Linked DNA regions of Homo sapiens: region 1 is linked to region 2. The links are chromatin contacts, found by Hi-C or POLR2A ChIA-PET in ENCODE. All regions are on one chromosome and are shown on one strand. Each heading gives the region's core, a stretch centred on a gene start or an enhancer-like site at or near the end of the contact. The rest is flanking DNA. Distances are from core to core; before and after follow the strand shown.

Region 1 (6,222 bases), core at 265-2,764, 50 kb after region 2:
CCTTCCCAATATACTGGGGTAGGCGTGCTATTATAATTTTTCTGTTTGGAGAATGAAGACCACCAGTGTTTTATTCTTATCTTCACTGTTCAGAATTGAAACCTATTGTACACACACAGTAACGGAGATCAATGTGATGAACCAAAGGATACAAATGTATGTAAGCCACTGGCTGACCTCCAAGAGCTTATAATCTATTTCAAGAGAAGTGAGCATGAAAAAAGAAAAATGTAAATTACGTTACGTGTGAAATATATTAACTGCAAATAAAAGCTACAGGCAAAGAAAATGATATAAGAAATTAGAAAACTGGAGAAAAGACTGCATTATAATGCGATCAGAAAAGGTTTGAGTACAAAGGAGGCTCTCTGCAGTGCTTAGCAAAGCCAGGATTTAAAGCAGTAGAGAGCTGGGAGAAGGCAGGGGGCATTCAAGGTGGCATACTTTTAGAAGGAAACGGCAAGAGATGAAAAAAGACCATGAATGTGCGGGAACAAGCGTCTAAAGGAGCAGCTTCTATAAAACAGAGGGGTACCTGGGAATCACATACAGTGCCTGCAGACACTACCTTGGCCCAGGGACAATGCTTATGAAAAATATGGAAGGATGCAAAGCCACCCTAAAGAATCTGACTGAAGTCTCAGGAATACCAGAAAGCTCAAGAATCATCCATGTCTATTTTTTTAAACTGATAAACTTTTTTCAAACAAAATCTTTCCCCAAATCATACGCAAATGAAAATGGGACAATACAAAGGTGCTGCAGCAGGAGTGAGCGAGGGGTGCCCGGAAGCCCTCGGCAGCCACCCCTCTGCCCCAAGCCATTTGAGAAGCAGAACTAAGGTTGAAAACTATGTATCTCTTCCCATTGCCCTTTTTGGGCCTGAATATGCTCAGAACATCTTCTCCAAGCATTTGTCTGATGCACACTTGGTAGAGATGATGGATCCCCTCGCCTGATGAGATGGCCCGTGCTGGCTTTTCTTGGGTGAAGGTGAAATGTGTCTCCTAGCACAAATAGGATGGAGTTCCTACACTTGGGCCATAAAGAACGCATCTAGGCAGGGCACTGTGGTGGTTCATGGACTGTAATCCCAGCACTTTGGGAGGCTGAGGTGGGAGGATCGCTTAAGTCCAGGAGTTTGAGACCAGCCTGGGCAACATGGCAAAACCCCATCACTACTAAAAATACAAAGACTAGCTGGTCATGGTGGTGCACACCTGTAATCTCAGCTACTCGAGAGGCTGAGGCAGGAGGATATCTTGAGCCCAGAATTAGAGGTTGCAGTGAGCTTTGATTGAGCCTTTGTACTCCAGCCTGGGTGACACAGTGAGACCCTGCGTCAAGGAAAAAAAAAAAGAACATATCTAATGGTCCCCCCTCTACATGATATAACCTCAAAAAGTTGGTAATACCTGTGAGACTCCTTTCTTCAGGTTAACATATGGGCAGTTTCACTAACCATTTGTCTCGTCTGTAGACAACTGAAGTTAGAGAGGGGAACCATATATCCACCCAACAGAGAAATGAAACTAGTGGTTAGCTGGCAGGCTATGCCGGTGATGGGAACTGTTGTTATGTATGTAGGCAGAGGTGAAACTTTAACGTCATGAGCGAACATGGACTCTAAGACAAAGAGTGTCGACAGTGAACACACAGACCAGAGGGCTTAGCACTGAGGTTGGAACTGATCTAGAAAGAAGAGGAACCAGGAAGGAAACAATCCCAGATGAATCAAACAGGGAGGAAGAATCTCAGGCACTGAAGCTAGAGGAAGGAAGGGAGAGTTTCAAGAAGATGAGAATGGGCAGCTTTGCCGAGCGTAACCGAGAGGGTGAGGACAACCAAGGCAGAGGTGCCACCAAAAAGGGGAGCCCTGTAGAGAGGTAAATTGTTGTTCATGCAAATATTAAAATAAGCATGGAACAACATAGATGGCATATACTGGTAACATTTAAATAAGCCTGGAATGGAAAAACAGAATAAAATACTACCAAAAGAGAGTTACTAGGTCAAGGGGAGGATTTTCCAAGGTGAAAACAGAAGAGTTCACTGTTGAAGACAGAGAAGAAGAAAAGAATAAGAGAAGAGAACATGGCTGGGACAAAGCCCCAGGTAGGGTAGAAAGGATGGGCTAATATCATTTGACCCCGCAATCTCATTACTGGGTATATACCCAGAGGATTATAAATCATGCTGCTTTAAAGACACATGCACACGTATGTTTATTGCGGCACTATTCACAATAGCAAAGACTTGGAACCAAGCCAAATGTCCAACAATGATAGACTGGATTAAGAAAATGTGGCACATATACACCATGGAATACTATGCAGCCATAAAAAATGATGAGTTCATGTCCTTTGGATCCATTCTCAGCAAACTATCGCAGGGACAGAAAACCAAACACTGCATGTTCTCACTCATAGGTGGGAATTGAACAATGAGAACACATGGACACAGGAAGGGGAACATCACACACCGGGGCCTCTTGTGGGGTAAGGGAAGGGGGGAGGGATAGCATTAGGCGATATACCTAATGTTAAATGACGAGTTAATGGGTGCAGCACACTAACAAGGCACATGTATACATATGTAACTAACCCGCACGTTGTGCACATGTACCCTAAAACTTAAAGTATAAAAAAAAAAAAAAAAAAACACCTATGTGGAGCATTGGGGGTTGGGATAAGCTGAAAGCACTGGAAACAAATTGGGACCACCTCTTCCCTTCTCTGCTAGCAGTAGAAAAAGCAAAACAAAACAGGAAGGCAGGAGATAAAGGCATCAGGTAGTCTGTGATGCCATGCAAATATGTAGGCCGAGAAGTTCTAGGCAAAGACAGAAGTGGTAGCTTTCTGGTCTGTGTCTTCCTTGAAAAGCAAGGCCTGAGGGGGCAGGGCAGAGACAAGAAATACTGGAGGCTTGAAGAGTTTATGCAGGGAACAGAAAAGCTGCTGCTCAGAAATGGTGAGTGGCCAAGATGGAAAAAAAAAATCACAGAGTACTAGGGAGCCAGTGAATATTCCATAGCACAAATTGGCTATGTGTCCAATTAGGACACCTCTTTATTACCAGAGGATGCCTCCCACTTGTCTTTTAATTTTTTCTCCTTCCTAAACATTGAAAAAGTTAGGCAGAGAAAGAATGAGAACAGAGGGCAAATGTTCACAATGGAAGTGCAGGTGAAAAGGAAAACCAGAGTACCTAATTTTCTAATCTAGCTAATAATGGCTGCTTTTATTGAGGAATCACTCTAAGCTATGCAACATGCTACACTCTTTTCACATGATTTCTTTAATCTTCACAAGGACCATCAAAGTAGCAAATTATTATCCCAAAGAAACTGAGGCTCAAGGCTAACTGAGCCTTTCACAGAAAGCAGGGCTCCAGGACTGCTATGGTCTGAATGTTTGTGTCTCCCCAAAATTCATCTGTTTGAAACCTGGCCCCCATGGTGGTGGTATAAAAACATGCTTGACAGAGCCTGTTTGCCCCTTTTGCCTGTGGGGAAACATACAAGGCACCATTTATGAGGAACAAGCCCTCATCACACACCACATCCACTGGTGCCTTGATCTTGGACTTCCCAGCCTCCAGAACTGTGAACAATAAATTTCTGTTGTTCATAAATTTCCCAGTTTAAGGTACTTTGTTATAGCAGCTGAAGGAACTAAAACAAGTGCTCACATCCAGGTTTAAATGTCCTTGGAGCCCACTGCCTCTTACTAGATGCTGCTTATTGAAGTGTTTGGGATTCCAGACTCTTGACCGAGAAACAAATACATTATTCAGGACATAATAGGTTAACAAGAACAGTGCATGCAGGAGCCTTGATATATCCAGACAACAAGCATCCTCATCCTCAAGCGGCTCCCCGGGCTTGAAACTCAACAATACATTGTGAAGGCGAGAGCAGGAGTCAGGAACCAGTGAGTTGATAATTCTTTTGAGACCTTCCTGTGATACAGCAAAGTCCATGTCTAAGAAGCTCCTGGGGATTTTTCCTGCTGAGTGGAAACACAGAATTTTCTCCTAAATATTTAGAAAGAAGATAAACAAGTCCATCATGGGCAGACGTCCCTCTGAAAACTCCAGGCACTGATGGAGGGTGGCTGAGCAGAATTGAGCACCTGATAAGATAATCACTACTCAGGAAGCACCGCCTCCCAGTTATTCATTCATGAAATATCTTTTCATTTTAAGGACTGTTCACCAGGCAAGGAGAAACAACACTCAAAGACAGGCAGTTCCCAGTCTAATGACTGCTTCTCAAACTGTGGAAGCCCTTGGATTAGATTCATCTGGTGCTTATCACAGATGCAGATGAAAAGCCCTGCCCCTGGCCAGCAGAATCACAATCTCTGCAGCTGGGGCTGCATTTTGCACAAGCTGGTATATGCATTTTGTACAAGCTCCCTGGATGCTTCTTGTACACAGTCAAGGTTGAGGACCACTGGGTTCAGTTGATAGACAAGGACAATACAATGTGATAAGTGGAGGGGCACCCAAAATTTTGGGAGACAATAGAGCAGCAGTGCTTAACCCAACTTTTGGAAACGGCTTTTAGTGAAATAGCAGCTATCCAGGCTAAAAAGAAGCAAAGAGCTTTCTAAATGAAGCTAACATGCTATGGGAGAGAGGCAGGTTATGTGATCTTTACTGAACAAGGTAGAAGATTAGGAGAAAACCCAAGTAATAATCATTTCTTCTACTCTTCATTGCATGTGAAAACATACTTCTAATTCTTGTGCCAACTTCTGATTCAATCAAGAAACAACATCTGACAGCAACACTTCCATAAGTCTCATTGTAATTCCAGCAACTGCAGGGCAATTAGGAACTGGGTTCCTAATTGCCCGTCTAGGTTTCCATATGTGATTAATAGGAGGCCTATAATTTAACCAACTGTTTACACTTGTCATCTGTAAAACCAGAATAATTATCAAGAATTAGGCAATGCAACACCATGTACCTCTTGATATGATGAGCCAAAAAGGACACATCATTTCTCTACATTTCTGCCAAAAATACAAAACTCGAATCTGATCAGCAGGATATGTGAGAGAACCCCAAACTGAAGACTTTTCCTAAAATAGCTGTCCTGTACTCTACAAAAATGTCAAGGTCACAAAAGATAAAGACTGAGAAATTTCTAAAGATCAATGGAGATCAAAGAGACCTGACAATAAACATAGTACATGATCCTGGACAGGATATTACACCAGAGAGAAAATAGCTATAGAGGATCTTATTGGGACAACTGATGGAATTTGAATATGGATTACGAACTGTGAATTTGACGATAGCATTATACCAGTATTCAATTTATTTCTGGTTTTATAAATGTACTGTGATTATTATGTAAGAGAATGGCTACAATCTTAGGGACATACACACTGAGTGTTCAGGGGTGAAGGGGGATGGTGCTTCCAGGGCTCCATCAAATGGTTCAGAAAAAGTAGGTACAGAGTTCTTTGTACTATCCTGGCAATTTTTGTGTGTTTAAAATTGTATCAACATAAAATTACTTGTCAAAGCTATCAGGCCATGAAAAACAAGGAAAGACTGAGAAATTGTCCAAAACGGAAGGAGACTGAGGAAACGTGACAATTCGTATCCCTGGATTGGATCCTCGAACAGAATAAGGACATTAGTGGAAAATCCGGTGAAATCCAAATAAAGTTGGTAGTTATGTTAATGTGATGTACCAATGTCAATTTCTTAGTTTTGACTAATGTACCAAGATTAAGATATTAACATAAGGGGAAACTGGAAATAGGGTATAAATGTAAGCATATACAATCTTTGTAATTTTCTGTAAATCTAAAATTATTCCAAAATAAGCAGATAATTTAAAAATATATATATTAAAACACACACATAGCAAAGGCCATCTCCAAAGGCAGAGAACACTACACTAACCTCACAGGTAAGGAGGAGGACTGTCTATCAAGAGCTGCTGTCTTAAAGCAGAGGTTCCCAAACTGCACTGACCATGGCAGAATCAAAATTAAATAGTTTACCAGAACCACTAAATTAGAGTCTCTTGGGATGGGACCACTGAAAATAGTTATTTCGAATAAGTGCCTGGGTAATTCTGATTAGTACTCGGGCTTGGGCACCAGGTATCCAGCTCAGCACGTCTCAGATTGAACTACACACAGGGATACCCTGGAGATCTTGTTAAAATGCAGACTTGGGTCAGGAGGTCTGGAATAA
Region 2 (6,523 bases), core at 2,873-5,372:
GTTCAGGCCCTGTGGAGGGCAGGCAGCTCCAGCATCTTCCCTGGCTCTGTCTCTTCTCACTCCCTCTCCATCCTTGTCTGTGTCTGTCTCTTTCTCCAGATATGAGGACACCCTTACTTTGGATATGTTACTGTAAAATAATGCTGTTCTTCAGGTCCATTTCTTAATCATCACAGAAACTGTTTTTGCATGCAAGCCTGATCGCTTTTGTCCAACTGTGTGTCCATTTTTTTGATGTTCACATCTTCAGGCTAATGAAACAACTGAGGGCAATATATGATACGCTGGTTGCTAAGTTACACAGCAATGTCTCCAGACAGGACTACGGATCGACCGTTAAGGAAGCATATTAGAAATACCCTAAAATAAAATCCAGACACCACCCCCCAAAAAAAGAAACAGGGGAAAAAAGGCAGGTGGGAATGAGGAAGAAGGATAAGGAAGAAAAAGTGGTCAGCTGCTGTAAATGCCCATTCCCCATAACTGAGGCTCTAGCCTTGCAGGGGCTGCTCACCATCAGAAACAGCAGCCCCGCCACCCCATTAGAGTGGCAGCACTTCATTCCCACCCATTAATTTGAAGAATTTGTGGTTTGACTTCTTTTCTACTTTTTTCATGCTCCTAAGTGAGGATTCCATTTTCAGCTGTTGTCTTTTTCTCGCATCATTTCACTTTCCACAGGACCCAGATATCCTGTACCAAATTCCCAAAGCCAAAAAAAGAAAGAACAAGTATTAAGAGATATCTATTAACTACCTATTTGTGGTCTATAAACACAGAACATGAAGGTGAAGGGCCTGTTCTGCAATAAATGGTTTGCTCTCTCTGTATCTGTAATAAGATCTGGGTCAAAAGGAGCAGACAGAGATGGGTAGACAGTTCCCAGGAGCCCAGGGAATCTGCCAGGACATGGCAAGCCTGAGGGAAAGGACAGAAGGAGCCTGTCTGTCTCCTTCAGTGTTTTAATCAAGGACTTGTGGAAGATAGAGAGAAAGAACAACATGCTTTTCTGGAGACGACAAACTCGCCTTAAAGGGACATGCACAACCAGATGTCCACGACTGCTCAAAAAAAAGATTAAATTTAATTTAAAAAAAGCAGCCCCCTGTCCAAAGACACCAAGTTGCTTGCTTCCTTAGCCAATTTCACATGATAGGAGCCAGCACATACCTACTTTTTGCCTGGTGTCTAGGCTGGGGACTAAAAGCTCAGGGTAGAACCCAGTTCATGTCCACATCTCTAATACCCCAGGATAAGAATTACTGACTCTAATCTGTTAAACAGTAATGGAATGTAATTATGTAGATGTGAATCTTGGACTTGGCCTTGAAGTTAGGTGTAGGCAGTCCCCTTAAGCACAGCAGCTGAGGGGGGCCATCTTTGCATTTCAGACAGTGGGGCAGCCCCAGCAAGGGCATTCCCTTTGGGATCCACCATTATGATTCCATGGGGAAGGCCTCAAGCCTCCTGCGTCCGGCCTCTGCTCTCCCTACCAGGGACTGCTTCAAAGCAGCTCTGCCTATCCAAGCTTCTGGCAACAGAGACACGTCTATAGTGCTGCACAGCCAGCGGCCAGCTGCTTTCCTCTGACAAGTTTATGCACCATCCGTAGGTTGTGATGTCCCTGTGGTGGCCATGCCCTCTTTGAAGAACCCTGGGGGACAAGCAATGCCTGCTCTTGGTCTTTAGTTCCTCAACTGCCCACTCTTCCTCAAACTGGAGGCCACAGCTTCTTTTCTGCAACTGCTTCTTCTGGACCCATAAGAGTTCAGAGATAGTGTGAGCACTAGGGGAGTATGATACACATTAATAAAACCTCTCGTGGGACAGGTGCTGTGCTGGGAGGACAATGAGGAGTTAGGGAGATGGAGCAACAATGGTCTGGTATCTGGGAGAAGCAGAGGACTGGGAGGAAGGAAGCCCTGGTTGGCCCTGACCAACTTACTTCCCACGTGACCCTGGGCATGTCAATTTGCTTCAGACCCTCAACAACTGAATGGAGGCAACGGACCCAGGGCCATAGGTCAGTTCTCTCCCCTCCTCTTTCATTTGCATTGCCATAAACAAAGAGGAAACATTTACAGCTTTTGAGCAAGATTACTGATGTGATGAAGGGGATGTTTTAGGGAATGAATTTGTTGAAGCAGTGAATGAGATGGGAAGGGAATGCGTTCAGAAGACTGAGCGAGGTGAGGGAGGACTTCAGCAACACACTACTCCCTCCCTCCACGGCAGAGCTTGGCCCTTATTACATCAGACTGCAGGCTCCAACCTTGACATCGCTGGCTCTGAGCATCTCCCAGCCTCAGAGTTAACAACCCAGCAAACAAGGCCAAGATTCAAAAGGTTAAGGAGTAACAAGTTCTATAACAAGGCTATATGCCTTTGCTCCCATATACAACAACTAGGAGAGTCAATAGGATGGTTTTGTAACATATGACTAAGGCCTTTGAAATGTTCAAATTCTATGAATTTATCCTACCAACATATCAGAGATGCAATCAACATTTTATGAAAGATGTTTACTGCAAAACGGTTTAAAGAAAAAAAAAAGCTAAAAGCAAGCCCAAATATTCCAGTTATTCATTTATTGTCTCTCAACTCAAAACCATTCTTGGCCCTGCTTTCTGACAGGTTGCCAGCTGCGGCAATGTGACACTTCACCAATAGAGGGCACTGGAGTGATTCTGCCTGGGGAAAGGACATTCCCTTTGGGATCCACCATTACTATTCCATGGGGAAGGCCTCAGGCCTCCTGCACCCGGGCTCTGCTCTCCCTACCAGGGACTGCTTCAAAGCAGTTCTGCCTACCCAAGCTTCTGGCAACAGAGACACGTCTATAGTGCTGCACAGCCAGCTGGCCAGCTGCTTTCCTCTGACAAGTTTCTGCATCACCCGTGGGTGGTGATGTCCCTGTGGTGGCCATGCCCTCTCTGAAGAACTCTGGGGGACGAGCAATGCCCGCTCTTGGTCTTTAGTTCCTCAACTGCCCACTCTTCCTCAAACTGGAGGCCATAGCTTCTTTTCTGCAACAGCTTCTTCTGGACCCATAAGAGTTCTCTTTTACTCACAACTAACCAGCTTCTACTAGTTGTCAATCATTTACATTGGAATATACCCTGTTTAAATAACAGTATGGTTTCTGTATCCTGACTAGATGCTGGCTGATATACAAAGTCTTGCAAATGTCCCCTAACACAAAGGAAAACTGAAGCAAATTATGGTAAGGCAGGCCAAAGATACACCATGTAGCCATCGAAGTGCTGCTATGAAAGAATGTTCAGTAATATGGGACCCTGGGACACTGTATTGTGGTGACAAAAGCAGAATGCAAAATAGCAAAATTGCACCAAACATATAGAATATAATGTGTGTTCATGCACTAAGTACTGGTGACCAGTTTGAGAATCCCATGTACATTGCCATCACTTGCAACCTGCAAAAGAAGGGGAAAAAAGCAGGAAAAATGCCTAATATTATGGGTATTTGCCCAACCCAGCCAATGAGGAGTGCCTGTGTTTCCAGGGGAGAAGCAATCTCCCTGGTTTTGCACAGAAGGGACCTGTACGAGTTGAGCGAACCACGTTGAACAGCCTTATTTTTCCATCCACTTGAGATAAGAGACCTGATTGCCAGCCCTTCCCACTGCCAGCAGTTTTAACTTACCCCTCAATCAAACGACATGTGCAAATGCTTAAACATGGGGTGCAATGGGCAAGTTAGAGCCTGTGGTCTCAGAAAGCCACAAAGTGCTACAGAGACAAGAAAAAAGAGCTGCACTTATAGGAAAGAAACTCATGCTTGTAAAAAGAAAAAAAAAAACATTTTTAAAGGGCCATTCCAGTGGCATGAGCAGGGATCACTGAAGATGCTACTACAGCTGGGAAAATACTAACTCCATGGCCCATTCTAGGCAAAACAATGCAAATAGTGGTCTGTGGAGAGAGGATGAGATAAAAACATTTACAGCTCACAGCCAAGGAACAATGCGGCTGGAAACACTAGGGATGGAGGAGTGGCCAAGCTTGAGGCAGCAGGGTGTCACATGACATCCTGAACATAACCTGCTGTGGCATTAGCCACCCAGACACTAGTGTCAGATGGGCCTGATCCAAAACTTGGCTTCACCAGTAACAGCTTTGTCACCTGGGAATTTGGCACAGCCCCTGGCAAGCAATAGGTGCTCAGTGAATACAGGGTAAATGAATGATGGGCAAGACAACGTCTTGGGGCCTCCCTTTCTGCAGTGCCACATGAAGACAGTCAGACCCACACCACACAGTGTTATTATGGGCATTACACTGGACACTGCTAATAAAGCCTCTGCTTGGCTCATTCAGTAAATGTGTAGGATCCAATATATTATTCATAAAAAGGAGGCAGCTTCAGTACCACACTCCAAAAGAAATGGAAAATCTGCCAAAGAAGGAGGGAGAGAAGGGAGAGAATCTCAGGCAGAGGAAATAAATACAAGTCCGCCCATTTGGATCCCCAGCCTTAGATAATGAAATATAGGGATTCTTTTTCTTTCTCTTTTTTTCCTAGTCATGGATGTCTTAGAGAACTCTGGTGAAGTCTATGGATCTTCTTTTCAGAATGTTTTTAAATGCATAAAATAAAATAAATAAGCTTGCAAAGAAACCAAACAGTTATCCAAATATTTTAAAAATTGTATCATAGGCTGGGCACAGTGGCTCATGCCTCTAATCCCAGCACTTTGGGAGGTGGAGGCGGGCAGATCACGAGGTCAGGAGTTTGACAGCAGCCTGGCCAATACGGTGAAACCCTGTCTCTACTAAAAATACAAAAATTAGCCAGGCGTGGTGGCATATGCCTATAGTTCCAGCTATTTGAGAGGCTGAGACAGAAGGATCGCTTGAACCCGGGAGGTGGAGGTTGCAATGAGCCGAGATCACGCCACTGCACTCCAGTCTGGGCAACAGAGCAAGAGACTCCTTCTCAAAAAAAAAAAAAAAAATTGTATCATAGTAATATATATGCTGCTTTATCAATGCACGTGTCAGCAATCTTTTTCCAGCCAGACAGTAAGCATTTTAAGCACTGCAGGCTAGAATACCTCTGTTGCAACTGTGATATGTAAATAAATGGGTTTGGCTGTGTTCCAGTAAGTTTTATGTACAAAAACAGGTGGCAGCTTGGACATAGTCCACAGGCTATAGTTGCTGACCCCTGTATTAAAGCATTAAATAACAAGATCTGTTGTAAGGTCTAATAACTACCATAATTTCTAATTAGGCATAAGATGATAAATGATATTTAGAGATAACTGTGATAAACAGTAATAAATGGATGTACTTTAATTTCTGTTCATAATAAAGGCACAGATACTGCTTATCCTATCATGGCTTGTTGCTGACATTTGTGATTCAAGCAATGAAAAGTTTACGTTTTTATATGGCTGTAGTGTTCCTCCTACATAAGTTCATGAACCCCAGGATAAAATAGTAGCTTTTCATTGTACTTGGAAGGAGATCCAAATTCCCACTATAGTTTAGAAGACACTGTGATGCAGCCCTAGTCAACATCGACAATTTCTCTGGTACCTCCTCTCACTTCCAGCTCACTATCCTGTTCCCTTTTGTTCTCTAACACACCAAGCTCTTTCATGCTGCAGGACTTTTCTGCTGGCTGTTTCTTTTCCTACAATGCTAGGGTCTGGCTCCCTGTTATCCTCCAGTCTTGGCTCAAATGTCACCTTTTTTTTGTTTATTTGTTTGTTTGTTTGAGACAGAGTCTCACTCTGTTGCCCAGGCTGGAGTGCAGTGGTGCGATCTCAGCTCACTGAAACCTCTGCCTCCCAGGTCAAGCAATTCTTCTGCCTCAGTCTCCCAAGTAGTTTGGATTACAGGTGTGCACCACCACACCCAGCTAATTTTTGTATTTTTGGTAGAGACAGGGTTTCACCATGTTGGCCAGGTGGGTCTCAAACTCCTGACCTCAGGTGATCTGCCAGCCTTGGCCTCCCAAAGTGTCACTTTTTTTTTTTTGAGATGGAGTTTCACTCTTGTTCCCCAGGCTGGAGTGCAATGGCACGATCTCGGCTCACTGCAATCTCTGCCTCCTGGGTTCAAGCGATTCTCCTGCCTCAGCCTCCCAAGTAGCTGGAATTACAGGCATGCGCCACCATGCCCGGCTCATTTTTGTATTATTAGTAGAGATGGGGTTTCTCCATGTTGGTCAGGCTGGTCTTGAACTCTCCACCTCAGGTGATCCGCCCACCTCATCCTCCCAAAGTGCTGGGATTACAGGCATGAGGATTACATGCCCCACCTTGTGTCACCTCTTTAAAGAGACCTTCCCTGATACCTTAAAGCAATCTTGGCCAAGGCCTACAGATGGACAACCAGGGCCTTGCAGAGTGAGGCTGATTGCCCCAAGCTGGCACAACCACATTGCGAAGATGGAGAACCCAGACATTAACCTTGGTTAGCACAAATCTTGATGGCGGAATGACTGCCTTAGTGTATAAGTTTTGACACTCATATGGTTGGAGGATGAAAGG

What was found. Hi-C counts contacts between places; a loop is a spot of excess contacts on that map. ChIA-PET counts read pairs that join two places held with the same protein, here RNA polymerase II (POLR2A). Pooled maps may share reads with other maps.
Region 1: a map of Ramos shows a loop between it and region 2 (2.2-fold over the local background). The contact joins two enhancer-like sites. A Hi-C loop is called at or near these places in 15 of 168 maps with a recorded cell type or tissue (B cell, CD4-positive, alpha-beta T cell, CD4-positive, alpha-beta memory T cell and 9 more), 35 of 37 single-sample maps with no recorded cell type and 18 of 50 pooled maps. POLR2A ChIA-PET finds 5 or more read pairs at or near these places in 10 of 52 experiments (B cell, CD4-positive, alpha-beta T cell, CD4-positive, alpha-beta memory T cell and 6 more).

The regions. Positions count from the first base shown.
Region 1 is chr7:37,334,882-37,341,103 of GRCh38, forward strand. All of the region lies in intron 2 of ELMO1 (engulfment and cell motility 1), which reads right to left. Among named protein-coding and RNA genes, the nearest start is that of ELMO1, 110 kb to the right of the region's middle. Within about 2 kb of position 1,515, at least 7 of the 41 ENCODE cell types and tissues checked have a DNase peak (open chromatin) inside an H3K27ac peak, as active enhancers do; they include OCI-LY7, where a contact is called at or near this core.
Region 2 is chr7:37,282,234-37,288,756 of GRCh38, forward strand. All of the region lies in intron 4 of ELMO1 (engulfment and cell motility 1), which reads right to left. Among named protein-coding and RNA genes, the nearest start is that of ELMO1, 160 kb to the right of the region's middle. RefSeq lists a silencer at 3,812-4,106. Within about 2 kb of position 4,123, at least 4 of the 41 ENCODE cell types and tissues checked have a DNase peak (open chromatin) inside an H3K27ac peak, as active enhancers do; they include OCI-LY7, where a contact is called at or near this core.